Regions from separate parts of the Homo sapiens genome. Here regions 2, 3, 4, 5, 6 and 7 are each linked to region 1. The links are chromatin contacts, found by Hi-C in ENCODE. All regions are on one chromosome and are shown on one strand. The core of a region is the stretch at or near the end of the contact, and the rest is flanking DNA. Distances in the headings are between cores, read along the strand shown. Region 1 holds the start of ZNF420 (zinc finger protein 420). Region 2 holds the start of ZNF234 (zinc finger protein 234). Region 3 holds the start of ZNF284 (zinc finger protein 284). Region 4 holds the start of ZNF283 (zinc finger protein 283). Region 5 holds the start of ZNF222 (zinc finger protein 222). Region 6 holds the start of ZNF224 (zinc finger protein 224). Region 7 holds the start of ZNF45-AS1 (ZNF45 antisense RNA 1).

Region 1 (4,163 bases), core at 855-3,354:
TAATGGCACATTTTCTTTGCTCTCAATCTACCAAAAATTGCCTTGCCCCTCTATCATTTGAGAAGGCAAGAAATTTCAAAAAGAAAACAAAAATGTCTATGTCCTGTAATAACAAAGGTATTTCAGGAAACAAAGAGGAAATACTCACCTTGGACATTGCTACTGAAACAGCCATTCTTTCTCCTCTGGGCTCTACTCTCAGAAAAAGAAAAATGGAATGAGATATTAGGCCTTTCTTGGGGAATATGCTAAATTATAACATACCCTCTTCCTCCATCCTCTTAATCTCATTTAACATAAAGAAAAGTCAGGAGGAGACTAGAATAAGTCTTCTACCTTCTGTATCAGAAAGAAGGGCCAGGTCACAGCTGTCTTGGGCTTGAATTTATTTCTGTATTCAAAGCTGTACACTGGAGACAGTCCTGCAGTGGGGTGCTTCAGGTTCAGAACTGGGTGGCTGTCTCCTAAAGCACTCCCTCTGAAACTATTCCCACTCCTGGAGTCCCATTATATTTCCAGTGGCCTATTTATTTATTTATTTAGAGAATGAGTTTCACTCTTGTTGCCCAGGCTGGAGTGCAGTGGCTTGATCTTGGCTCACTGCAACCTCCGCCTCCCGGGTTCAAGCAATTCTCCTGCCTCAGCCTCCTAAGTAGCTGGGATTACAGGCATGCGCCACCACGCCCAGCTAATTTTGTATTTTTAGTAGAGGTCATGGTGAAACCATGACCTCAGGTAATCCACCCGCCTCTGCCTCCCAAAGCGCTGGGATTACAGATGTGAGCCACCGCGCACAGCATCCAGTGGCTGTCTTGAAGGTATTATCAGCCCTAAAATTCTCATCCTAAGACCAGGTCTGTAACTTGCAAATAACTCCTATTCATCACTCAGGTGTCCAAATGTCTGACTTCCTTACTTCTTGCCACTTCCCTGCACCCAATCCCCTTAAGGCTATAAGGCAAGAGGACGCAGGGAAGAAGTCGTGAACTCGTAAGTAACTACATTTCCCAAGGTGAACCGAGGATGGATACAGAAATGAAGCAATACAGGCCATGGATGAAAGGGCAGCCACTGTGGTCAAATCAAAAAGTCCTTAAGTCCTCAGAGCCACATGGGAGGAGCACAGAGCCACATGGGACTCACAATCCATAGGCAGACCTCAGCCCCAAATGAACCCCAGAAATACCAAAAAGAAATTTACTTCTGTACTGGACTAAACCCCCATAAGGTCACAGAATATACAAATGGCCACATAAAGTCACACATAATCACATTTCCACAGTTACACAGCTAGAGGCACAATCACCCAATTATGCTACATTGTTAGACCACCTTGTCTCAAACAAAATCCCATTAAGTACAAGGCATATAATTACATCCAAGCACCTTGTCAGAGACACATACCGCCAAAAACACCCTTTCAAAGCTGCAATTTTAGTCTCTTTACACAGTCATGAAAACAGCACACACAACCCCACAGTCACACACAATCAGACAGTCACCCAACCCAGTACGAAATCAGGGAAACACGCGGTAATAAACACCGTGTCACAGCAACACTGTCACACACCTTAAATTTACTGGCAAATCCATCCCACGATATCAGGTTTACACACAACCTCAAAGTGACACAAGAACATCCAAACACTCTTGTCACAACTGTCACACACTTCATAGTCACAGGCAAACCCCAATTATACACGCGGCACACATAAAATCACAGTCACATAAGTATATCCCAGCCAGGTAAGCAAACAGTCACAAACACCCTCAGAGTCACAACTCACACTCATACAAATGCTCATACACAAAACCACAGCCACACACGTCCAGTCGTGTATGCACAGGCAGTCGCCAATACCAGGCAGGCTGTAGCCTGCACACAAAACCGGAGACACGGCCACACGAGTAACCCCAGCGACGCTTTCTCCGCGCGTGTCCGCTCCGGCATCCCGGACACTCCTACCTTGACAGAGGTGCAGTTCAGGGTCCAAGATCTGGCTCCCGGGTTCCAAGCCCAATTTCGGGTTCGCCAGCCCAGCAGGTGCGGAGCCAAGCTCCTCCACAGACGCGGCCCTCTCCCCACGCGAGGCCTCCAAATCTCGCAAACTAACGGAAATGAAGCTACGCTCCGGGAGCGGTGCCTCTGGGAAATGTAGTCCAGCGCTCCGGACGCCGTGCCTCTGGGAAATGTAGTCCAGCGCTTGGCTAGCCGGCCAGAACGCCAGGAGGCCCGGGCCGCTCACCCCTCGAGGGGCTCGTGGGCTCGGCCTGTGGAACCTGCTTGTCCCGCCTGCAGCGCCCCGGAGGTTTCTGGGAGTGCCCGCCCGCCCGCGCTCAGTGCGCAGGCGTCAGACGCTCAGGGCCTGCGAGAGCGAGCTGAGTGGTCCCAGGGTCTACCCCTGGCAGGAGAGAGGGTGGGACCCGCCGGCCAGGCAGGTGCGGGGGAGGAGCTGGGGCCGGTGCGGGGACCCGCCGGAACCTCGGATTTGCAGAGGACCCTGTGTGTGCCCTCCCAGGCCCTTGGGGTGTGTGTGACAATGGGAGATGCCAGGTGGACTGAGAGTCTTTCCGTGGCCGGGTGTGTATGGTTGTGTTTCTGCCTGTGTGTGATTCTTCCTGCTGTGGGGTGTGAGGTGATTTGTACTTTAAGCTGCGTAGTAATGGGATTTTATAACTGTGTAGAATCGTCTAACAGAGTAAGACGATTTTACACAGATCTCTATTGTGGTTTGCTTATGAAGGGTATCTGTATGTATATCTGCTTTTTTGTGTGTGGCCGTAATTGAGTAACTGGTGATCTGTGTTATATAAACGTGCTTTCTTTGTGCTTGTATTTCAGTGTCTGTAAGGGTGCCAAGAGCAAATGAGCTGTGTGTGATCGTGTGTGACAGTGAAAATACTATGGCCAAGTTATTTCTTCCTTAAATAGTAATGTAATAATCTGGAAAAGATAATCAATTTATCTGACAAGTAATTTAGACATCATTTTTCTATTGGATCAAATATATGTGTTATCGGGAAGAATCCAAAATTAACGTAGTTTTTTCTTTGTTTTTAGAAAGATTATTTCAAAACCAGTCCTAGGGTAACTGCCTTTTCCTCTGCCACAGCAGGCCAAAAGTAGATATCCATTATTTTCTAATTAGAGGGTAAAGTTTCTCTTATTACTGGGTACGGTTGAGAGGCCATCAACTAATAAAATAATAAAACAACGTTATACATAAGAAGAGTGAATTTTAGCACAGTACAGCACTAGTCAGATTTCCCAAATTCTAGGTCAAACACTTGTCCTCATTTTCTGATGAGAAAACCTTGGCCGGCAGAAAGTAACTTAAGGCTGTAGAGTTTGTTGGTAAACCTGAACTTATTTTTACTTACTTCAAGACCTCTTGGCCTTTTATGATTTTTGAATAATCAAAAACTTGTGAACTTCCAGCACAGAGAAGATAGAGTATAATTTCACCACTCCTTCAGAGGGAAAAAAATTAATAAAACTTGGTCTTGCAAGACCATATATCAAATACATTGATCTCTTACCGGTAATGTGACTGGAATAGCAAATTTGGTGATCAGAATTCTTGAGGGAATGAACCTGTGTGTGTGATCAGGCATAGCTATGTGAAATATAGATAATTAAATTGCACTGAGTTAGAGTGGGTCAAAGTCAGGCAAGAATTATGTCCAATTCACATGCACACGTATGTTTATTGCGGCACTATTCACGATAGCAAAGACTTGGAACCAACCCAAATGTCCATCAATGATAGACTGGATTAAGAAAATGTGGCACATATACATCATGGAATACTATGCAGCCATAAAAAAGGATGAGTTCATGTCCTTTATAGGGACATGGATAAAGCTGGAAACCATCATTCTTAGCAAACTATCGCAAGGACAGAAAACCAAACACCACATGTTCTCACTCATAGGTGGGAATTGAACAATGAGAACACTTGGACACAGGGTAAGGAACATCACACACTGGGGCCTGTCAGGGAGTGGGGGTAGGGGGAGGGGTAGCATTAGGAGATATATCTAATGTAAATGATGAGTTAACAGGTGCAGCACACCAACATGGCACATGTATACATATGTAACAAACCTGCACGTTGTGCACATGTACCCTAGAACTTAAAGTATAATAAATAAATAAAAAT
Region 2 (3,946 bases), core at 1,246-3,745, 7.1 Mb before region 1:
AAATGGGTGAATTCTGATACATAAAATACACCTCAATAAAGTTGGAAAAAAATTATTAATCTACATGTCATTTAATTTAACAAGACTGCGTTCTGAGTCCATATTGATAGAATATTTACTTTTGAATGAATGAATAAGCAAACAGGGGAACAGGGGATGCTGGTCTTTACAGTATGTTGCCCACTAACAAGTATATCTACTCATAAAAATTAATTTTATTTTATTTTAATTTATTTGAGACAGAGTTTTGCTCTTGTTGCCCAGGCTGGAGAGCAGTGGTGCAATCTTGGCTCACTGCAACCTTCTCCTCCTGGGTTCAAGCGATTCTCATGCCTCAGCCACCAGAGTAGCTGGGATTACAGGCGCGCACTACCACATGTGGCTAATTTTTGTATCTTTAGTAGAGACGGGTTTTCTTTTTTTTTTTTTTTTCTTTTTCTGAGACAGAGTCTTGCGCTGTTGCCCAGGCTGGGGTGCAATGGCGCAATCTCGGCTCACTGCAAGCTCCGCCTCCCGGGTTAACACCATTCTCTTGCCTCAGCCTCCCAAGTAGCTGGGACTACAGGTGCCCGCCAACACGCCCGGCTAATTTTTTGTATTTTTAGTAGAGACGGGGTTTCACCATGTTAGCCAGGATGGTCTTGATCTCCTGACCTCGTGATCCGCCCGCCTCGGCCTCCCAAAGTGCTGGGATTACAGGCGTGAGCCACCGCGCCCGGCCAGAGACGAGTTTTTGTCATGCTGGCCAGGCGGGTCTCAAACTCCTGGCCTCAAGTGATCCACAGGCCTTGGCCTCCCAAAGTGCTGGGATTACTCGGGCTGTGACCCTGAGTGCCTCAGTTCCATAACTCAGGACTCAGGCATGACCCACCATGCCCTGCCCTCTTATACTATTTTTGCAACTTTTCTATAGACTTAAAATTATATAATTACTGTGTTAAAGTTTTTTTAAAAAATCAGGAAATAGTCATAGGAGAAATAATAATGAGAAGAATAAGAATGAGCATGATAGAATATGGCAGGTCACTAGTTTATTATCTCTTTATCTGGAAATTTCCATGGATAAGCAGATAAATAGAAAAACATTGAGAAATGTATAATAAAAATTTTGTAAAACATTTATAAGTAATATAAACATGGAACCACTAAAACAAAATGCATTAGAAATTTAACCATTACTATCTTTACATCCTGATTTCATAGGTAATTACAATTTTTGTATCTTCGTATTTCTGTAATTTCTGAATGCTTCACAGTGATACGGTTCTATTAGAATGTGAAATATTTGTAATAAATGAAACAAAATAGTTGACAGTTTTTAAAAACTGAGAAAACTCCAAGGCAATTAGCCTTGCTCTTAAGGTCCTTTAATCAAGTTCTAACTTACTTTCCCCACCTGAGTACAGCTAGTTCCTCTGCCTCAATGAGAATATATCCAAGAGATGATCAACTCGGGCTCTGACCCTGAATGCCTAGGTTCCAACCCAAGTTTCACCTCTTACTACTTGGATGACCAGTACCTCTCCACAGAGTCACGTTGCGGCTTAAACGTATCTAATTGTATAAATCCCCTAGAATTGAAGTTAGCAATTAAGGCTTAATTATTATAAATGCCCATGCCCTATTACACATGCTACAAAGATACAGTCTCTGTAAAAGAAAAATGACAAGTCACACTCACGTGGAGCTTTGCTTTCAGTAGCCAAGAAGTCAGTCCGCGCAGTCCTTTTTCAGGCTGGGGAAGGAGAAAGCTGTGAAACATCCTGACTGGGTCGCTGTCCCTGAGAAAAGTTAAATGCTCCCCTCCCTTCGTGGAAGTGGACGCAACCCTCGCCTGCCTAAAAAGAGGTCAGAAGGCGTCCGGGATCGTCCAGCGTCCTGCAGGGATCAGAGATAAGGGCTGAGGCCCCTGCTGCTGGAGCTCTGACCCCACCGGGGGACCTAACAGGTTTCGTGGGAAAGTAACAAGAAACCACCACTCACCAAGTGACAGGGACTGTTTGTGTTGTGTAACCTATTCCAGTTACCAAAACGATTCTACAAAGATGGTCCTAACGTCCCCATTTTAAAGAACAGCAAGGAGAGGCCCAGGGAGATTAACACGCCAACCTTGCACTGTAAAAAAGTGACTGCGCGCCTGGAGTGCAGGGAGGCGGAGTGGGCGAGCTCAGAGCCCCGGAAACCCTCAAACCAGGCGAGACGCGACCCAACCAAGTCCCAATGCCCCCCGCCTCCCGCCGCGGGACACGAGGGGAGCCCCAGCCCAAGAAGGCTCCGCTGACACAACAAAAGCCGCCGCCCTCGCCCCACCAAACCTCTGCTCTCCCACGAGGCTTCTTTTCCCATAACCGGACCACCAGGTCCCAGCGAGCCCCAATCTTAAGTCCCTGACATTAGGAGGGGCCCGCGAGTCGCGGAACTGGAAGAAACTACCGTGGAATGTGCCGTGACAATCGCCCCCTCTTCCCTGGAGCGGAAGTGCCCGCGACTCCACTGATTGGCGGGACTACATTTCCCAGAATTCCCCGGATCCCCCTGCGTGGGTCAAATGGACCACGACTCCACTGAGCGTTTGGATTACACTCAGAATGCTGAGGGAAAAACGTTCAGAATCTCACCCTTCAGGGAAAAGCGATGGGACTCCGCGGTGCTCCTTGCCTACGATTCCCGCACTGCCCATGGGGAACGAATCCTATATCGCTGAGCGCTTGGTAGGGAATGTGGACTGTGACCCTGAGAGTCGTCCTTCCCTCTGCCTGAGTCCTTGAGCGAAAATATTGAATAGACAGCAATTCCTGAAGTCTAAACGCCTCCCAGGACTACGGAGGATTATTGGAAAGAGAACAAGCGAGGAGATACAATCTTCAAGGACTAAATGGGGAATGACTTTTTAGGGGTCAGTAGATGATTGATGATTGATTACTATAAACTGATAATATGAGGCCAAAACTAAAAGTTGGAAGAGTGAGCAAGTACAATGGTTTGGGAGAGGCAATGAAGAACAAAGAAGGTGCCAGCCCCTACTCCAGACGCTGTGGTACCACTGGTTTGGCAGGAAAAACAATCATCATTTGAGAGGGCCAGTGGGGAAGCCCTGTCCTCATGGAAAAGCTATCTTCTTTCGTTTACACTTTTCATGGTATTATGTCTACTGAAGAGGTAAAAACACCAAATTTCAGAGAAGCTCTTAAATTGCCCAATACTTCAAAGCAAGTATAACTGGTGAAGCGCTTGGCATTGATGTCAGACACCCAATGCCTATGATTTATTTAATGCAGTAGCATTAAGGAGGATCCTATACGTGAAGGAACATATTTTATTTTCTTCCTTTATATTTTTTGGTTAAAATATCGTCATTATAGTTAGCAATTTGGAATCTGGCTTACATTGGTTGATACAAATAAATAATAGAATAAAGCAAAATCAGAAAAAAACCCATCTAAAATCTTTCTTCAAGATAACCAGGGGCTGGGTGCGGTGGCTCACGCCTGTAATCCCAGCACTTTGGGAAGGCCAAGGCGGGCGGACCATGAGGTCAAGAGTTCGAGACCAGCCAGGAGAACATGGTGAAAACCCATATCTACTAAGAATACAAAAATTAGCCGGGCATGGTGGTGCGTGCCTGTAATTCCAGCTACTCGGGAGACTGAGGTAGGAGAATCGCTTGAACCTGAGAGGCAGAGGTTGCAGTGAGCCGAGATCATGCCACTGCACTCCAGCCTGGGCGACAGAGCAAGACTCTGTCACGGAAAAAAAAAAAAAAAAAAAGATAACCAGATTTTTTTCTCCCCATAAACATACATTGGCCTATTGATATGGTTTAGATCTGTGTCCCCACCCAAATCTCATGTTGAAATGTAATCCCCAGTGTTGGAGTTGGGGCCTGGTGGGAGGCGATTGGATCACCGGGGAGGTTTCTAATGGTTTAGCACCATCCCTCTAGTGC
Region 3 (4,041 bases), core at 1,339-3,838, 7.0 Mb before region 1:
TCCACCTGCCTCGGCCTCCCAAAGTGCTACAATTACAGACATAAGCCACCATGCCTAGCCAGTATAATATCTAATAGTATCTAGCATGTTATGTGAAACCCTATAACCAGCCCTTTCTAAACACCTCTTACCAAGACACCCCACAATTATCTTGAAATGTGGGCTTCTTTGCTGCAGAAAGCTACAAGCAACTGTCTCTGGCTACAGGTATGTTCCTGGTGGTATCTGGGTGATCAGCAAGAACAAAGCAAACAGGAAAAATGTAAACATTTGGCAAATTTGGGTAAAGAGTATATGAGAATTTCTAACACTATTTTTGCAATTTTTCTATAGGTTTCAAATGATATGAAAATAAAACGTTAAATATTTTTTTTTTTTGAGACCGGGAGGCAGAGGATGCAGTTTCGCTCTTGTTGCCCAGGCTGGAGTATAATGGTGCAATCTTGGCTCACTGCAACCTCCGCCTCCCGGGTTCAAGCGATTCTCCTGCCTCAGCCTCCCGAGTAGCTGGGATTACAGGCATGCGTCACCATGTCTGGCTAATTTTGTATTTTTAGTAGAGATGGAGTTTCTCCATGATGGTCAGGCTGGTCTCAAACTCCCGACCTCAGGTGATCCGCCCACCTCGGCCTCCCAAAGTGCTGGGATTACAGGCGTGAGCCACCATGCCCGGCCAATATCAGGAAACATTTACCAAAAAAAAAATGAGATAACGATGAGATAAATTAGGATGAGCATGATATAACATGTAAGTTCACTAGCTATTTCCCTCTTGGCAGTGTTTCCAAATTTCCATAGTTAAACACATAAGGGAAAACACATTTTTTTAATCATAAAATTTTGTTTAAATGTTTATAAATAAATATGCAAATATGCCAAAGAAAGACCAAAAAGAAATGCACCGGGTGCGGTGGCTCACGCCTGTAATCCCAGCACTTTGGGAGGCCGAGGCTGGTGGATCATGAGGTCAGGAGATCAAGACCATCCTGGCTAACACGGTGAAACCTCATCTCTACTAAAACTACAAAAAAATTAGCCGGGCGTGGTGGCGGGCGCCTGTGGTCCCAGCTACTCACACAGGAGGCTGAGGCAGGAGAATGGCGTGAACCTGGGAGGCGGAGTTAGCAGTGAGCCGAGATCGTGCCACTGCACTCCAGCCTGGGCAACACAGTGAGACTCTGTCTCAAAAAAAAAAAAAAAATGCACTCGAAGTTTAACAGTTACTATCTTTACATGCTGGATTCATGGGTAATTATAAACTTGTACTACTCGTATTTCTCCAATTTCTGAACGCTCCACAATCATACCGCTGCATAACAAGTGAAATATTTGTAATAAATGAAATAGTTCTAATGAATGAAATAGTTGATAAACTCCCAGAACAGTCCAAGCCCATAAGCCTTGCTCTCAAGGCTCCCTTCAATCAAGTCCTAGCTTGCTTTCCCCACTAGATTCCAGCTAGTTCCTCTGCCTCAATGAGAATGTATCCAAAAGATTATCAACTAAGGCTCTGACCTGTAACGCCCAGGTTTCAACCGCAGCTCCACCTCTTACTGCTTAGGTGACTATTCTCAGATAACTCCTGCTCCTTTGTATCTCACTCATCTTTAAAACTGAAAAAAGTAGTACCTCTCCACAGAGCCACGGTGTGGCGAAAATGTGACTACTTGTATAAAGCTCTTGGGATAAAGTTACCAATTGAGGCTTAATTATTATCAACACCCATGCCTGAGGACACATCCTACACTCTTGGTCGGGGTGAGCATCTCTGTAAAAGAAAAAAAGCCAAGGACCACTCTCGTGGAACTTTGCCCTCAGTAGCCAAGAAGTCCCTCCCTGCAGCTCTTTTTGAGAATCAGGCTGGGGAAGGAGAAAGCTGTGAAACACCCTGACCGCATTGCCGTCCGGCATAAAAGTTAAATGTTCCTCTCCCTTCGTGGAAATGGAAACAACCCTCGCCTTCCTAAAAAGAGGTCAGAAGCGTCCGGGATCACCCAGCGTCCTGCAGGAATCAGAGACAAGGGCGGGGATCCCTGCAGATGGAGCTCTGACCCCACCCGGGGACCTGACAGGCTTCGTGGGAAATAAACACTAAGAAGAGACCACCAGTCACTAAGGGAGGGGCTGCTTTAAGGCTTTCATTTGTGTTACCTCTTCCAGTTCCCAAAACGATTTCATTAGGATGGTCCTAAAGTCCCCATTTTAAAGAACAGCAGTGGGAGGTACAGGGAGATTAATAACATCCCAACCCTAAATTGTGAGAAAGTAGCCTCACAGGTGGGATGGAGGGAGGCGGACTGAGCGAGCTGAGAGCCCCAAAAACCCTCAAACCAGGCGAGACGCGTCCCGACCAAGTCCCAACCCCCAGCCTCATGCCCGGGGACGCGAGGACAGCCCCAAGACCAAGAAGGCTCCGCTGACAAGAACGAAAAGAGAGGCCGTTGTCCCTCCAAACCTCCGTTTTCCAACGAGACTCCTTCTCCCCTTAGTCAACTTCCAGGTGGTTGCGAGCCAGCATCGTAAGGGGACACGTTTAGAAGGACCGACAAGACACAGGACTGACACCAAACTACCACCGAATGCACTGCAGCAACCTCGCCCCCCGGGAGCGGAAGTGCCCCTACCCCGCGCAGCGTGTGAACTACATTTCCCAGAATTCCCCGGATACGCCGTCCTGAGCCTACTTGCTCGTCATTCAACAGATCTCCTGCGCTACACTTCCTTGAATCTCAAAGGAGACGTTCTATAGTATCACCTTCCGGCGGGAAGCGTGGGACTCCGCGGTGCTCTTTGACTACACTTCCTGCAATGCCCACGAGGAATGAATCCCATAGACCCAAGCGCCTGGTTTGGAATATGGACTGTGGCCCTGAGAGTGGTCCTTCCCTCTCCCTGCGTCCTCGAGAGAAAATATTGAATAGACAGGAATTCCTGAAGTCTACACGCCTCCCATGATGACAGGAGTGTTACTGAAAGAGAACAAAGCAAGGAGATACAATCTTCAAGGAGTTAGCGGGGAGTGACTGTGGAGCGGTCAGGAGATGGCTGAAAGGCTAATATACTAGACGCTAATAGTATGAGGCTAAATCTAAGAGCTTAAATAATGGGCCAGGAAAAATGGTTTGGGAGAGGCATTGAGTGGGGCACCAGCCCCTGGTACAACCAGACACTGTTGTACCACTGGTTTGGCAAGAAAAACAACCACAGTTTAAGTGTTTAAGAGGGCTGTAAGAGTTAAAGAGAAAAAAAAAAAAAACACGAAAAGCGGCTCAACAGTCAAAGACAGGTTCGTTTTGGAGAATAAACCGAGAGGGCCTTCTGGCCGATTGCAGTCAGGAGCGCTCTCTCTTACGGACTAAGAGTATGTATTGGCTTTAGGGAGAGAGAGCTTACCACAGGCTTAGAATGTTTCTGTATTGGGGAGAAGTCTGTTGTGGGGTTGGAATATCTCTGGTTGGAGGGGAAGTTATCTTGGGACTGACATCTCTCCAATGGAAGGGAGGTTATCTCGGTGCTGGCATGTCTCTGGTCAGGGAGGGGTTTATCTTATGGTTGGAATGTTTCTGATTGGAGATGTCATTTGTGGTTTATGGTCATGCTGACCTTAGCCATTAGGCTGATGCCCTTTGGATTTAGGCAGTTTTTGATCAACGCGAACTTTAAAATGGCAGTGTTTGTCCAAGATGGCGATGCTCCTGCCCTGTCAAGGGCCAATATGGAGGGCCAATTGCCCTCCTGGAAAAGCTATCTTCCCACTTTTAAAGTTTTCATATTAATATTCTTTAGACGTGGAAATGCCACATTTAAGAGAAATTAAACTGCTTAGTATTGTGAAAGGAAAATATCTTGGGCCCCCAAAATCACTAAGGAAATCTCAAGCTGGAAATCGCTTAGGGCAAACCTGCCTCCCATTCTATTCAAAGTCACTCCTCTATCTGTCCTTGCTATCACGAGAACAGCATGGGAAAGACCCACTCCCATGATTCAATTACCTCCTACTAGGTCCCTTTCATGATATGTGGGAATTATGGGAGCTATAAT
Region 4 (3,951 bases), core at 195-2,694, 6.7 Mb before region 1:
AGGAACACCTGAGCCCAGGACTTCAAGGTTGCACTGAGCTATGACTATACTACTGCACTCAGCCTGGGCAACAGAGTGAGACCTTGTCTCTAAAAAAAGTTAAAAAAAAATTTTAATTATGACTACAGAAAAGATAAAAAATAATGTTTATATAACACCACCTAATTACTAATCTCTTCAAATAATCATAGTATAAAATAATGCTCTAATAGCAATCTACAAGAGGTGCCTTTCTATAACTCTTCAGTGCATCATAATGCACTGAAGTATTTGAACAATTTGCCATATGAACAGGTGGGTAAGAATTGTGGAGAAGAACAATAGGGGGCCACTGGGAGGAAATATGTACCAGCATGGCGGGTCATGTAACTGGGAAAACCCAGTCAAGATATTTCAGGCCAAGGAAAGAAAATGTTCTCATGACCTAGAAGCAAAGGTAATTGTATGTGTATGTATTTAAAAAGTATGTATAAAAAACCTCACCTGAACCTTGATTTCTAAACATGCAAAAATCCTTTTCTCCTCTTCAAACTCCTTCTTAGAAATCTGGCAACCTGGCAGCACTGGGGGAAAAAACAGTAACATGAGACATCAGCATTTCTAGCGCGTCACAGACTTAATTAAAAAAGAAAAAGAAGAGCAAAACACCCTCTGGGGCCACTTCTGCCTTCATCCACACAAAACCAAACGGAATGAAAAGGGAGGCTAGAGTCTGTCTCTGTGTTGAGGGCAATTCTTGGGGACAGAGGTCTGCTTGCAATGGCTCTGAAACATGTAGCTCACCACCAAAGAGCTCCTAGAGGCCCCTCTTCTAGGAATCCCACCTCTAGAACTTCCCCATCAGGTCTTGACAAGATCCTGTCCCGCGGACACTTCCAGATCTAAAATTCTCATCCTTCTTGCTTGAAACGTTCATTATGGGGCTTAGCATAGACTTCTTTCTTGCGGTCATTTAATTGTGGCAGGCCCGAAGACAGGCTAAAGGGAACCTAGAGCATTTGGTCAAAGCAAATCACATTTACAAATACGGCCACGCACCCTGTCAGCCCGTCACACATTCACAACTGCACCCACCTCCGTGGGGACACGCCCCGTCCCTGCCACGCCGTCTGAGACACACTGTCCCTCGGCTGCTCGCGTGCACACAGGCTTGAGGATCCGGACACGACACGCTCTGTCCGTGACCCAGCCCTCCCCACCTCCAGCACCCCCGATGCCACCCCCACCCTCACTGCCGGTTCCAGTCGGGCCCCAGTAAAGCCAGCCGAGCCCTCCCAGCTTCACCCGGGCTGATTACTTCTACAGACACGACCAACTCACCATGCAGAGTCCAAGAACCTTAAGGACACCGGAAAAGGACCCAGAGACCTGTGGTTAGTTTGGACCCAGAGGCTGATGGGAAACAAGAGCCTGGAAATGCTCGCAGGCTGGGAGAGGAGCTTCTGGCAGGCAAGCTCGCCCCGCCCCTAAAAGGCCTGTGCCCCGGAGACTTCTGGGAAATGTAGTCCACAGCGGCAGAGTCTCCGGAAGTTGAAACCTGGACAGCAGGGATGCTCCCAGCATGCAACTTGGCTTCACCTGTCAAAGGCGCTTTTTTCGAAGACGCCCGGGAGCTCTTGCTTTTGCTTGAGGGTCTTTGGTGTTGACTGAGAGCGAATTAAAAGGTTCTCAGCTTTCGCTAAGGAACGCATTCTGGAGTCTAGAACAGGCGAAGATGGGACTGGGGTGTCTGGGGACTTAGACGTGAGCGAGCAAGGGAATCCGGGGTAAGTTCGCTGGAAATGACCTGCGCGACACTACCAGTTTACCTGGGTATGAGCGCCTGGAACAGTGTCTGGCAATTGAACAGATGGGTGTGTCTTGCTGTGAGGGAGTTTCTTAGTTCGATTCGGTGTCTGGGACCCTGCGTGGACCTGTTTATGTTCATGGGATGTTTTCTAAATTTATGCCTGTGTGAGTCTGTTTTATTAGGTGTGAGATGAACTGTGTTACAGATTTTATATGCCGCTGTTGAAAGACAACAATAAGTGGTAGTGAGTGGATATTGTGACCGTGGAGACTTATGGCAGTGCAAAGGCGGCCATAAACAATGCACAAGCAATCCAGCATGGCTGTGTTCCAATAAAACTTGATGGATTATAAAATTTGAATCTCATTTTTTATAGAGTATGAAACCATTTATTCTGAAGCACACACTCATACTCCAAAAACAATACTATATATTCCCTCTCTCTCTCTCCTGTGTGTTTGCGTGTGTGTGTGTGTGGGTGTGTGAGAGAGAGAAAGGTTTTAAAGGAGACAACTAACTGATTCTGAGGTTAGGGCAAAAAGATTGGGGCTGTGGTTGGTGTGGTAAGAACCTTTGGATATAAATACTTTTTTAAAAAAGAATTGTCTAAAAATATTAAAGCGAAATTTTATATTAAAACTAACAGAAAGAAAAGGAAGTTACTTTTTAGGGGCTCTTTCTGGTCACTGATATCACCTCTCTCATCCTCTGCCATCTCTCACCTCCTGGTCTCTCTTGCTTATCAAGAGAAGACTAGAGCTCTTGGATCCCAGCTTTTCCCCTGCCTCAGCTGAGGCCACTACCCTGGTTGACTCCCATGGTGACATGGATGCCTCATCCAGTATCGTGGGTCTGAGTCCTCATCTGCAGGGTCCTTGAGCTTTCCTCGGCACCCATCCCCGTTTCCCATCTGGGACTTCATTATCATCAGCATCTGCTCCACCTCCAAAACCACTGGTGGAAGCAGCCTCCTCTCTTCCCATGTTACTTGCTCAATGACTCCCACAAGTACTACTCTGAATATTTTGGGGGTCTGATTTTTTTTTAATTTTTTATTTCCATAGGTTTTTGGGAAACAGGTGGTGTTTGGTTACATGAGTAACTTCTTCAGTGGTGATTTGTGAGATTTTGGTGCACCCATCACCTGAACAGTGTACATGGCACCCAATTTTTAGTCTTTTATCCCTCACCCCCTTTCCACCCTTTCCCCCAAGTCCCCAAAGTCCACTGTGTCATTCTTAGGCCTTTGCATCCTCACACCTTAGCTCCCACTTATGAGTGAGAATATACGATGTTTGATTTTCCATTCCTGAGTTGCTTCACTTAGAATAATAGTCTCCAGGCCGGGCATGGTGGTTCACACCTGTAATCCCAGCACTTTGGGAGGCTGAGGCAGCTGGATCACCTGAAGTCAAGAATTCAAGACCAGCCTGGCCAACATGATGAAACCCTGTCTCTACTAAAAATACGAAAATTAGCCGGGCACGCTGGTGGGTGTCTATAATCCTAGCCATTCAGGAGGCTGAGGCAGGAGAATTGCCTGAACCTGGGAGGTGGAGGTTGCAGTAAGCCAAGATAGCGCCATTGCACTACAGCCTGGGCAACAAGAGGGAAACTCCATCTTAAAAAAAAAAGGAAAAATAAATAAATCCAGGCAAATGCATTAATTCATTCCTTTTTATGGCTGAGTAGTATTCAACTGTATATATCTACCACAGTTTCTTTATCCACTCATTGATTCATGGACATTTGGGTTGTTAAGCATTTTTGCAATTGTGAATTCTGCTGCTGTAAATATGTGTGTACCAGTATCTTTTTTGTATAATGACTTATTTTCCTCTAGATACCCAGTAGTGGGATTGCTGGATCAAATGGTAGTTCTACTTTTAGTTCTTTAAGGAATCTCCACACTGTTTTCCATAGCGGTTTTACTAGTTTACATTCCCACCAGCAGTGTAGAAGTGTTCCCTGTTCACCGCATCCACGGCAACATCTATTTTTTTTTCCATTATAGACATTCTTTCAGGAGTAAGATGGTATTGTACTGTGGTTTTGATTTGCATTTCCCTGATCATTAGTGATGTTGAGCATTTTTTCTTATGTTTGTTGGCCATTTGTATATTTTCTTTTGAGAATTGTGTATTCATGTCCTTAGCGCACTT
Region 5 (3,915 bases), core at 1,083-3,582, 6.9 Mb before region 1:
AGCTGAGGAATGGCAATGTGACTTCCGTTTCCTACGGATCACTTTGGCTACCGTAAGAACAGATGGCAGGGTGGGAAGGGTGGGAGCAGGGGCATCAGCAGGGAGAAGGCTGTAATAATCCAGGAAACAGGTTTGGCCATTTACCCCAAAATGCTGGAAATGGGCATGGACAGAAGTAACAGGAATCACATGCAGGGACACACAATTGCTTGGTTCTTACCCAAATTCCCTTCTCTTTGGCTTGTTGTCCCCATCACCCAAAACTTTTCTTCCCTTAGGAAGTGGAAAGTATCTCCATGGAATGGTTGATGCCCTGTGAACAGGCAAAGTCACATGCTTAATCCCAACATGTTCAAGGTAATATCATGTTGGTGCAAACGTAATTGCAGTGTACCATTACTTCCAATGACAAAAACCACAATTACTTTTGCACCAACCTAATAGCCAGGCAAAATTTACTGGAAATGTAGGTTCTCACTGCACACTCAAACTTGAAAACCCTAGGATTAAAAAACCACTCCTGGGGCCTGACATTCCATTACAGGGGGTGCCCGTCCTCACCCACTGAGAGCAGGTTCCTGAAGTTCTCAAGCATCACATCTCGGTACAGCTTCCTCTGGGCAGGGTCCAGCAGCCCCAGCTCCTCCTCAGTGAAGATCACAGCCACATCCTTGAAGGTCACTGCCTCCTACAACATCAAGCAGATGTCACCTCAATCTTACGGCCAAAGACTATTGGGAGACAGCAGCATTGCACTGGCACAAGGGACAAGTGTAAAGTTGTTTTGGATCTTGAGAGACATAGGTCAGCTTATAGATTTCCTACTTATTCTGTTTGTGTCCTGACAATGACTGATTAGGCAATAGGGGTTTGGAATGGAGACTGCACACACCAGTCAACAGGGTGTGTCCTGAATAAATAGTGGGTAAAGGACATTTACTGAGATGCTATCTCTAACTCCACTTCAGGAAAGCTTGCTGCAGAGTTAGAGTGATATAGTCCAAATGCTCTGTTTGAGTCGCGGGCCCTTTGACGAAAATGAGACTGAGGCAGGAGAATCACTTGAACCCGAGAGGCGGAGGTTACAGTGAGCCAAGATTGCACCACTGCACTCCAGCCTAAGCAACAAGAGCGAAACTCTGTAAAAAAAAAAATATATATATATATAGAGAGAGAGAGAGAAAGAAAATAGTAGATAAGGTTAAAAAAATTAAAAAGCAAAAAGCAAACAAACAAAAACTCCTATAGAAGTCCAAGCCCCTGAGCCTTGCCTCAAGGTGCCTTCAATCAAGTCCTAACTTACGTTCTCCACCTGTTCCCAGCTAGTACCTCTGCCTCAATGAGAATTGCATTCAAGAGATGATCAACTCAGGCTCTAACCTGGACTGCCTAGGTTTCAACTCCTGCTCCACCTGTGTCTCACGCCCATCTTTAAAATGAAAAAAGCAGCACCTCTCCACAGTGCCACTGTGAAGATCATGTATTTTGGGGTATAAAGTACTTGGAATAAAGTTACCAATTAAGGCTTAATCATTATCGACACCCATGCCCGAGGGACAAATCCTACACACTCTCGGTTGAGGTAAGCATCTCTGTCAAAGAAAAAAAGCCAAGGATCACTCACGTAGAGCTTTGCCATCAGTAGCCAAGAAGTCCCTTCCTGCAGCTCTTTTAGAAAGGTCGGGCTGGGGAAAAAGAAAGCTGTGAAACACCCTGACCGTTTTGCCGTCCCCCATAAAAGTTAAATGCTCCCCTCACTTTCCTAAAAAGAGGTCAGAAGGCGTCAGGGATCATCCAGCGTCCTGCAGGGATCAGGCAGAAGGGCCGGCGCCCCTGCAGCTGGAGCTCTGACCCCACCAGAGGACCTGACAGGCTTCGTGGGAAATTAACAAGAGACCACCAGACACCGAGTGACAGGGACTGCTTTTAAGGCTCTCATTTGTGTTACCTCTTTCAGGTCCCAAAATGAATCCATTAGGATGGTCCGAAAAGTCCCGTTACAAAACAAACAAACAAACGAACCAGCAATGGAAGATAAACGGACATTAAGTGACACTCCACACCACACTGAAAGGGGCTGCACACGTAGGGAGGAGGGAGGCGGACTAAGCGAGGTCAAAGTAGGGCACACCGGGCCGCGCCAATCCCACTCCCTGAGACCCTAGCAGAGCCCCCCGACGCCAGAAGGCTCAGCTGACTGGAACGGCAATCCCCGCCCGCGCCCCTCCAAACCTCTGCTCTCCGCCCAGGCTTCTTTTCTCCTGAATCGATCATTGGGTGGTTGCGAGCCCCAAGGAAAGGAGACTCGTTCGGAAGGACTCGCAAGATGTGGAAATGACTCAAACTACTGTGGTAAATGAAATAGCAACGTCACAGTTGGGGACCGGAAGTGCTCGAGCCTCCACAGAGCGTGTGGACTCCACTTCCCAGAATTCCCCGGACTCGCCCGTGTGAGACAAAGGGCCCGCGACTCAAACAGAGCATTTGGACTATATCACTCTAACTCTGCAGCAAGCTTTCCTGAAGTGGAGTTGGAGATAGCATTTCAGTAAATGTCCTTTACCCACTGCTTATTCGGGACACACCCTGTTGACTGGTGCGTGCAGTCTCCATTCCAAACCACTATTGCCATTCCTATCGCTTCCATAAAGCCTAAGAAATCAAATATTTTCTTTCTCTGCCTTCATCTAGCTAGAAATTTTCATGGGACACAATTTTGGGAAGTGAGACATTAGGAGAAGTGAGCTGTCCTCTCCTGACAAGAAATGTGCTTGGCAGGCTGTGAGTACACGAGGAGTTGAAAGAGTAAAAAGGTGATCGTCTCAGTGGACTGTAGGTATTGGCGAGGTTCTAATATTACTGATGCTAGCATGCTGGTGGGACCAAGGTGGAAATACAAGTCAAAGTTGTTGGAGAGTAGTGCTGCAAATTATTATGGAGGAATATTTGCTAGAAAATGACGAGGTCTAAAATATGACCATGGGAGAGAGTGTCCCTTGATATTTCACATGAATCTCAGGTGGATTTTTTCATTTCTGAGAAAAATGTTACTGTGATTAAGGATTGCATTGAATCTATAGATATAGGTATTGACAGCCTTGCAATATCAAGTCGCCCAATCCATTAATAATGGATATATCTCCATTTATTTGCGCCTTCTTTAATTTTTTTTTTTTTTTTTTTGAGACAGAGTCTCACTCTGTCGCCCAAGCTGGAGTGCAGTGGCACAATCTTGGCTCACTGCAACCTCCGCCTCCTGAGTTCAAGCGATTCTCCTGCCTCAGCCTCCCAAGTAGCTGGGATTACAGGCACGTACCACCATACCTGGCCAATTTTTGTATTTTTAGTGAAGACAGGGGTTTCACCAGGTTGGCCAGGCTGATCTCGAACTCCTGGCCTCAAGTTATTCGCCTGCCTGGGCCTCACAAAGTGCTGGGATTACAGGCATAAGCCACCATGCCTGGGGTGCCTTCTTTAATTTTCTTTAGTAAGATGTTGCAAAATTCAGTGTCCAAGTGTTTCTTGTCATTGGTTAAGACAGTTCCTAAGTAATTTATTTATTTAATGCTATTGCAAAGGGAACTATTTTCCTTTTCAGATTAATTGTTTTTGTATAGAAATACAACTGCTTCTTCTATGTAGATATTTTTCCTGCAACTTTCTGACTTTACTAGCTCTAAGAGTTTTTTTTTCTTGTGAATTCTTTAGAATTTTTATATATAAGAACATGTCATTAGCATATAGACAATTTTACCTCTGTTTCCAATTTTAATAGCTTTATTTTCTTTTTCTATCTAATTGTTCTGCATAGAACTTCCAATACTACATTGACTAAATGTGGGAAAAGTGGAGAAAACTCATTGTGTTCCTGATATTAGAAGAAAAGCTTTCAGTCCTTCACCATTGAGTATGACA
Region 6 (3,648 bases), core at 267-2,766, 7.0 Mb before region 1:
TCTCCGCTCACTGCAACCTCCGCCTCCCAGATTCAAACGATTCTCCTGCCTCACCCTCCCGAGTAGATGGGATTACAGGCGCCCACCACCACGCCCAGCTAATTTTTGTAATTATTTTTTAGTAGAGATGCGGTTTCACCATGTTGGCCAGGCTGGTCTCGAACTCCTGACCTCGTGATCCGCCCGCCTGGACCTCCCAAAGTGCTGGGATTACAGGCGTAAGCCACCGCGCCAGGCCCATTTTGTTCTTAATAAAGAAAAATAGAATGCTGTACAATGACATGGTTCTATAAGAATACAAAATATTTGTAATGATTGAAACAAAATAGTTGACAACATTTTTAGAAACTCAGAAAATTTCAAGCCCCTAAGTCTTGCTTTCCCCACCTAAGTCCAACTAGTTCCTCTGCCTCAGTGACAACGTATCCCAAGAGAAGATCAAATCAGGCTCTGACCCAGACTGCTTAGGTTCCAACCCCAGCTCCACCTCTCACTAGTCGGGTGCCTATGCGCTCTGTGTCTCACTTTCGTTTTTAAAATAGAAAAAAGCAATACTTCTCCACAGAGCCACGGTGTGGCGTAAATTTATTTGTATAAAGCCCTTAGAATGAAGTTACTAATTAAGACTTAATTATTATCGACCCCCATGCCCGAGGACACAACCTATACACTCTCGGTTGGGGTGAGCATCTCGGTCAAAGAGCCAAGGACCACTCACGTAGAGCTTTGCCCTCAGAAGCCAAGAAGTCCCTCCCTGCAGCTCTTCTGGAAAGGTCGGGTTGGGGAACGAGAAAGCTGTGAAACACCTTGACCGCGTCGCCGTCCCCCATAAAAGTTAAATGCTCCTTTCCCTTCATGAAAGTGGACGCAACCCTCGCTCTCCTAAAAAGAGGTCAGAAGGCTTCCGGGATCATCCAGCGTCCTGCAGGGATCAGGGAGAAGGGCCGAGGCCCCTGCAGCTGGAGCTCTGACCCCACCCGGTCCTTCGTGGGAAATTAACAAGAGACCACCAGTCACCAAGTGACAGGGACTGCTTTAAGGCTCTCATTTGTGTTACCTCTTCCAGTTCCCAAAACGATTCCATTAGGATGGCCCTAAAGTCCCCATTTTAAAGAACAGTAACGGGAAACCCAAGGAGATTAACACCCCAACGTTATATCGAGAAGAAGTGGCCACGCGCGTGGGGTGCAGGGGGCGGAGTGGGCGAGCTCAGAGCCCCGGAAACCCTGAAACCAGGTGAGACGCGACCCAACCAAGTACCAATGCCCCCGGGAAGCGAGGACAGACCCAAGCCCAAGAAGGTGCCACGGACGAGAACGCAAACAGCGGCCCTTGCCCCTCCAAACCTCTACTCTCCGACGAGGCCCCTTTTCCCCTAATTCGATCACCAGTTCTTTGAGGATCCAATGCGTAGGTCCAGGAAATTCAGAAGGGCCTGCAACGCGCGGAACTGCCCCAAACTATCGCGGAAAAACTGCAGCAACCTCAGTCCCCGAGCGGAAGTGTCCGCGACTCCACCGAATGTTTGGACTCCACTTCCCAGAATTCCCCGGGACCCGCCAGCCGGAGCCAAACTGACCGCGACTCCACTGAGCGTCTGGACTACACTTCCCAGAATTCCCTGGGACCCAACTGCCGGAGCTAAACCGACCGCGATTCCACTGAGGGTCTGGACTGTACTCCTGCAGCATTACACTCAAAGGGAAGTGTTGACGACTACTGGGAAGCCCTTGACCACTCTTCCCACGGGGAACGAATCTCGTACCCCCGAGCGCCTGTTGGGAAATGTGGACTTCTACCCTGAGAGTCGTCCTTCCCTCTCCCTGGGTGCCTAAGAGAAAATACCGTATAGAAAGGAATTCCTGAAGTCTAAACCCCTCTAGTGAGGACAGGAGTGTTACTGGAAAGGGAACAAGCGAGATGATACACTCTTCAAATAAGTTTTGCCAGTGGTAAGAAATGGCATGTAGTTTTAATTTATAACTCTTGTAAAGATGGCATATTCTTGCATATTTTCAGGTGTCATTATTACATTTTTTGTAAATTGTCCAGATGTTTTGCCCACTTTCTTATTGAGTTTTTGGTTTTATCCCTCACTTTTCAAGCACTGTTCTTATATTCATGATATTAACATTTTATCTCGCAAATATTTTCTCAACAAAAACGTTTTTTTTTATTGTTTTATCTATGCAAAACATTTTAATGTATTTTATTATTTAAAACATCTCTATTGAGGTGTAATGCACAAAACGTGAAATTCACCATTTTAGGATATATGTAGTACAAATAAAAAGTTAGGAAACATTTTCATCACCCCAAAAACCCCATACCCACTAAGCAGTCACTGTCTAACACTAATCTCTGTCCTATTGAATTACCTATTGTGGACATTTCATATAAATGGAATTATACATTATGGAACCTTTTGTTTCTGACACCTTTCACTTAGCATCCTGCTTCTTTTTTTTTTTTTTGAGACGGAATCTCAAAAAAAGTGCCAGGCTGGAGTGCAGTGGCACGATCTTAGCTCACTGCAACCTCCGCCTCCCGGGTTCAAGCGATTCTCCTGTCTCAGCCTCCCGAGTAGCTGGGACTACAGGCGCGTGCCACCACGCCTGGCTAATTTTTCTGTATTTTTAGTAGAGACGGGGTTTCACCGTGTTAGCCAGGATGGTCTCGATCTCTTGACCTCGTGATCCTCCCGCCTCGGCCTCCCAAAGTGCTGGGATTACAGGCGTGAGCCACCGCGCCCTGCCAGCATACTGCTTTTAAAGTTCATCCACATCACAGCATGTACCAGTACTTCATAATATTTTATGTTTCTACTACGATTTGTTTTTTTTGTTTGCTTTGTCTTGTTTTGTTTTGAGGTGGGGTTTCCCTCTTGATGCCCAGGCTGGAGTGCAATGGCACGATCTCAGCTCACTGCAACCCCCGCCTCCTGGGTTAAAACGATTCTTCTGCCTCAGCCTCCCAAGTAGCTGGCATTACAGCCATGCGCCACCACACCCAGCTAATTTTTTTGTATTTAGTAGAGACAGGGTTTCACCAGGTTAGTCAGGCTGGTCTCGAACTCCTTACCTCAGGTGATCCGCCCACCTCAGCCTCCCAAAGTGCTGGGATTACAGGCTTGCGCCACAATTTGTTTATCCATTCATTGATTGAGGGACATTTGGGTTCTTTCCACCTTTTGGCTGTAGTCAATAGTGTTGCTACAAACAGTGGTGTACAAGTATTTGTTTCATCACCTACTTTCAATTCTTTGGGGTATATACCTAGATATGAAATTTAGTGATTCATATGGTAATTCTATGTTGGGAACCACGAAACAATTTTCCACAGCAACTGCACCATTTTTACATTCCCACCTTCAGTGTGTGAGGGTAGTAATTTCTCCACATCCTCTCCAATACTTATTTTGTATATATGTATGTATAAAATATATATGTATATGTATATGTGTGTGTGTATAAATTGAAAACGGGGTCTCCCTGCGTTGTGCAGGCAGAATTGCAGTGGCTATTCACAGACAACATCTCACTACTGATCAGCATGGGAGTTCTGACCTGCTGTGTTTCCACCCTGGGCCAGTTTACCTCTCCTGAGGCAACCTGGTAGTCCTCTGCTCCTGGGAGATCACCATGTTGA
Region 7 (4,109 bases), core at 533-3,032, 6.8 Mb before region 1:
CTCCATGTGGCTTCTACTGTTAGCACTGGGTTGAGGGGTGGGGAGGAAAGTCCTAACTCTCCAGGCAAGAGTGGAAGCATGGGTCTTTGCTGGCATGCTGGGGATAGTGCTGAAGGTTTTTCCTGTGGTGTTTTGACTAGAGCATGGCAGTAATTGTCTAAAAGTTTTCCTTCTTGCTAGGCTGCCCTCTTCCTTGTCTTTTGGCTAAAGACAGCAGGCTTTTGCTGGGACTTTTTTGTCTGTGCCCATTGGTGTATTGGGACTGCTAGCTTCTTTGGCTTTAAGTCTGGCACAAAGGAGGCACAAAGAAAATCAAGGGAACTCAGCACCAGTCTACCTTTTCTCTACCACTCAGTGTTCTTTTTCTCTTTTTTTATAACTAATGCCCAGGGTTTTTATTGTACTTAGCTGGACAAATAGAAAAAAGTACATCTATTCCATCTTCCTGGAGGTCCCTTCTCAATTTTCTTTTTCTTTTTTTGTAGGGGGAGACAGAATCTCACACTTTCTCCCAGGCTGGAGTGCAGTGGCACGATCTCGGCTCACTGCAACCTCCACCTCCTGGATTCAAGCGATTCTCCTGCCTCGGCCTCCCAAGTAGCTGGGACTACAGGCACGGGCCCCCACACCTGGCTAATTTTTGTATTTTTACTAGAGACGGGGTTTTGCCATGTTGGCCAGGCTGGTCTCGACCTCCTGACCTCAAGTGATCCACCCACCTCAGCCCCCCAAAGTGCTGGGATTACAGGCATGAGCCACCACGCCCAGCCTTTTCACAATGTTTAAAATACCAATTTTCCTGAAAAGTACCCATATATTGAGTGCAATTCCAATAAAAATGGCAATGCCACAAACATCCCCATTCATGTATTTTGGTGAATATGTATACACTTACATTTGGGTTAAAGGTAAGAATGGAACTGCTAGGTTATAGCAAATGCATATATTCAAATTCAATAGATCTTGCCAAATAGTTTTCCCAAGTGATTATATCAATTTATACACTCGCCAGTAGACTACGATATTAAGTTTCTTTGACCTTAAAATTCATTTTCTTATTTTGAAAGAAAACATTTCTGTGGGCTCTCGGTACTTTGCCCATTCAGCCTAATGGATAAGTAGGCCATAGTAGTATTTACCTTGGACAAATCAGCCAGACTCGTATTTTAAGTGAGAGAATGGCAATTGGGCATGAGAAATTTCAGAGTGGGAGTAGGAGTGAAGGGAGAGGGCTTAAAAAATTTACATAATCTCAAAATCTGAAACAAACCATTTCATGTCCAAAGTAACACACTTAGAAACAAACCATAATCCGGAATACAACCCCATCCATGTTCTCACACAATGAATTTCACAATGTCACAGAGTGAAAACACAAAACGCACAGGCATTCTTTCTCTAAAACCAATGCACACTTAACGCCTTCTGTGCTCCTGGAGCTACTATAGGTGCTGGCGCTACCTGGGAGCGCGAAAAACAAAAGCCCCTGTCCTCAGCTCGCACCTAGAATACCAACCGTGGACCATACGCTGGAGCTCGCCAACTTCTCCTCTCACACGCAGGTTTGAGGCTTTGAGGTCTGCATGCCCGTGCTCTGCCTTCTCCAGCCGAGACTCAAGATTCCACTCGCCTCCTCTAAACACGCAGGACGACCTGAAATCATAGCCCTTAATAGAGCAAGTCAACCAACGGTACAGATGGTCAAGCTCTTGCTCATGTGCCCTCCGAGCATAGGCTACAGAATGGCGGGCGCCGTGGACATGGTTATTCCGGGTGGACTACATTTCCCAGAAGTCACCGCGCTAGGGTCACCCTCGAGCTCTAGATCTTTTTCCGGTGTCCGAGCTGCTGTAGCCCCTACGTGGTGAGTAGATCGTCTCCACAGAAATCAGCGGAGGCTTCCACAGTCCCTGGTTGGAATGGAACCGGCGGTGAGGATGAGAGGCGCTGAAGACCAGAAGACCCAGGGCGTGAACGGGGCGTGTCATCCCTGGAGTTTCAGTAGAATTTCAGGCCTGTCTGCTTGAGCAGCAGAGGAGGAGTTTCTGTGTGCCTGTGAGAGACTGTGTGTGTGTGTGTGTGTGTGTGTGTGTGTGAGATGAATGAACAGGGTTGTGTACGTGTGTGTGCGTTAGACAAATGAACAGTGTTGTGTACCTGTGTGAATTGTCACTGTGACTCCAGGCTCTAGGCTCTGCAGATTCCTCAGCCCTATCGCCTCACAGACACTTGGGATGTGCAGCAGGTAAAAGAGAGAAGCCAGATTCATGGAGGCGTGAAGGATCCCAGCAAGAAAACACAGACTTGATCTTGAGACGAGATTTTTGAAATTGGTTGCGGCCTCAAGGCAGGCTCTGAGAAGACTCGATAAAGAGTTCTCAGGAATAGGCATCCCTCCTGGATATTTCCCCCTTGGAAGCGCCGAGGAGCCAGCTCTATGTTTGTAACCATAGCATTTCTAAAGCTCCAGCCCCAGGAACCTGCTGTGAATTAGAGACAGATTCCACCCTAGGCATCACTGATCTTGGCCTCTCTTGTATTGGGAAGGTCAACACTGTTCCAGTTTCTCTCCTACTCCCATCTGGTTGTGCTCGGTGAAGTAGGTGAGCAGGTATGATCATTGAGGGTATTTTCTAAGTTACTGTGCTATCCAAGAAACCCCAGCTGTCTCATGATTGCCTTCTCTTTTCCAGTGCTACCCTTCTGTTAAAAAAAAAAAAAAAAAAAAGATCCTGAAAGAGGAAAGAATTTTTGCTACACATCTGAAAGCTAAAGTCCAGGTGAGTTTATATTTCCTCATTACTTGTAAGATGCTCTTTAATTTTAAAGACATGAGACCCTTTCTTCTCTTTGGAAATGTCCTGCCTAACAGTGACGTATCTGTGAATATGCCATTACAGCCTCCTTTCAAGGCCCTTAAGCCCTTCTCTTCATAATTTATTTAACCTTTTGCCTACTGCGAGCTATTATGTTTCTAATTGTTGACTAAAAACTAGTCTATAATGAACACCATTTTGCAGAGATCTTTGCTTCCTTTTATAGCCATTCCCTGAGGATAAACCCTAGTTTCAAAATTTGAGTCAAATATCAGATATTTACCATGTGCTTGTACTTGTTAGGATACAATGACAAAAAGATATAGTTGCTATCCTCAAATGACTTGGTATCCAGTAAGGAAAATGAAATCGGAATAGGGATAAGAAAGATAGTTGATGTGAAAGGCCACTAGAGAAATTCAGATGACCTGTCTTGGGAGTTCACAGGGAAGAGGCATCTTTCTGGCTATAGCAGCATTGTCAGGATATGATCGAACTGTGAGAACTCAGTGAAAGAAAATGGATCTTATACCTTAGAGTTTTTATTCTAATGATGTTAAATGCAAAGTGACATTAAATGGAACACGATGTCTTAACAGCTGCTTGTAGGACACTGTGATTAGGAGGATAGATTCAGAAGTAAAATAAACCCATCTATCAGGAATGTATAATAGGAAGCAGCTTTGAGACTACCAGTAATGCATACGAAATATCAGAGTCTCCGATTTACATTGACATACATTTCTACAGGCAAACGAATCATAGGGTGGGTTCAGGTAATGGGAACTGATGAAAATAAAGTAAAAGCTTTCAATAAAACACAGCAGCAGTTTTTAGAGCAGCGCTGGTTCTCAAATGTAGGATGCATCAGAATCACCTGCAGGGCTTGTTCAAACAGTTTGCTGGGCCCCAGCCCCAGAGTTTCTAATTCGGTAGGTCTGAGGTAGAGCAGAGAATCTGCATTGGTAACAAGTTCCCAGGGACTATATTTAGAGGACCTTTGTTCTAGAGTATACTAAGTTTTCTCCTCCAGATCAAAAGATATTTAAAAGGTAAGGCAGGGAGGATTTTTTCCCACTTGTTCAGAGAAAAGATTGCTCTGTTAAAAATTCAAAAATCTATCTAACTGTGTCTCAAGACAAAAAGATATAGTTGCTATCCTCAAATGACTTGGTATCCCAGTAAGGAAGAATAAATCAAAATAGGAATAAGTAAGATAGTTGCCTTTTTAAAAAAAGTTTTAATTTTATGAAATATACTTTTAGGAATAGGCAGAAACCCAGGACTATAAAA

Evidence for each region. Hi-C counts contacts between places; a loop is a spot of excess contacts on that map. Pooled maps may share reads with other maps.
Region 2: a pooled map shows a loop between it and region 1 (8-fold over the local background). The contact joins the promoter of ZNF234 here to the promoter of ZNF420 in region 1. A Hi-C loop is called at or near these places in 3 of 50 pooled maps.
Region 3: a pooled map shows a loop between it and region 1 (6-fold over the local background). The contact joins the promoter of ZNF284 here to the promoter of ZNF420 in region 1. A Hi-C loop is called at or near these places in 2 of 50 pooled maps.
Region 4: a loop to region 1 is called in a pooled map, with 5 times the contacts of the local background. The contact joins the promoter of ZNF283 here to the promoter of ZNF420 in region 1. A Hi-C loop is called at or near these places in 4 of 50 pooled maps.
Region 5: a loop to region 1 is called in a pooled map, with 9 times the contacts of the local background. The contact joins the promoter of ZNF222 here to the promoter of ZNF420 in region 1. A Hi-C loop is called at or near these places in 3 of 50 pooled maps.
Region 6: a pooled map shows a loop between it and region 1 (17-fold over the local background). The contact joins the promoter of ZNF224 here to the promoter of ZNF420 in region 1. A Hi-C loop is called at or near these places in 4 of 50 pooled maps.
Region 7: a loop to region 1 is called in a pooled map, with 13 times the contacts of the local background. The contact joins the promoter of ZNF45-AS1 here to the promoter of ZNF420 in region 1. A Hi-C loop is called at or near these places in 2 of 50 pooled maps.

The regions. Positions count from the first base shown.
Region 1 is chr19:37,076,374-37,080,536 of GRCh38, reverse strand. It overlaps ZNF420 (zinc finger protein 420), which reads right to left and starts at 2,104. Exons shown (of 5, transcript NM_144689.5): 1 at 1,967-2,104; 2 at 149-192. LOC105372390 (a long non-coding RNA gene) reads left to right here and starts at 2,340. Exons shown (of 2, transcript XR_001754095.2): 1 at 2,340-2,439. RefSeq lists an enhancer at 2,029-2,268 and a silencer at 2,359-2,648.
Region 2 is chr19:44,140,103-44,144,048 of GRCh38, reverse strand. ZNF234 (zinc finger protein 234) reads right to left here and starts at 2,495. Exons shown (of 6, transcript NM_006630.3): 1 at 2,316-2,495; 2 at 1,682-1,735. RefSeq lists enhancers at 2,008-2,057, 1,723-2,313, 2,068-2,467.
Region 3 is chr19:44,070,706-44,074,746 of GRCh38, reverse strand. ZNF284 (zinc finger protein 284) reads right to left here and starts at 2,588. Exons shown (of 5, transcript NM_001037813.4): 1 at 2,456-2,588.
Region 4 is chr19:43,824,814-43,828,764 of GRCh38, reverse strand. It overlaps ZNF283 (zinc finger protein 283), which reads right to left and starts at 1,444. Exons shown (of 7, transcript NM_181845.2): 1 at 1,321-1,444; 2 at 484-563. RefSeq lists an enhancer at 1,387-1,586.
Region 5 is chr19:44,023,796-44,027,710 of GRCh38, reverse strand. ZNF222 (zinc finger protein 222) reads right to left here and starts at 2,332. Exons shown (of 4, transcript NM_001129996.2): 1 at 2,233-2,332; 2 at 562-688; 3 at 221-313. The coding sequence starts at 2,274. ZNF222-DT (ZNF222 divergent transcript) reads left to right here and starts at 2,429. Exons shown (of 3, transcript NR_184028.1): 1 at 2,429-2,596; 2 at 2,692-2,813; 3 at 3,812-3,915. RefSeq lists enhancers at 2,037-2,086, 2,317-2,366.
Region 6 is chr19:44,092,229-44,095,876 of GRCh38, reverse strand. ZNF224 (zinc finger protein 224) reads right to left here and starts at 1,516. Exons shown (of 6, transcript NM_001321645.3): 1 at 1,347-1,516. RefSeq lists an enhancer at 1,597-1,706.
Region 7 is chr19:43,899,539-43,903,647 of GRCh38, reverse strand. ZNF45-AS1 (ZNF45 antisense RNA 1) reads right to left here and starts at 1,782. Exons shown (of 3, transcript NR_184050.1): 1 at 1,504-1,782. LOC100505715 (a long non-coding RNA gene) reads left to right here and starts at 1,845. Exons shown (of 3, transcript NR_038334.1): 1 at 1,845-2,611; 2 at 2,694-2,780. RefSeq lists an enhancer at 1,842-1,911.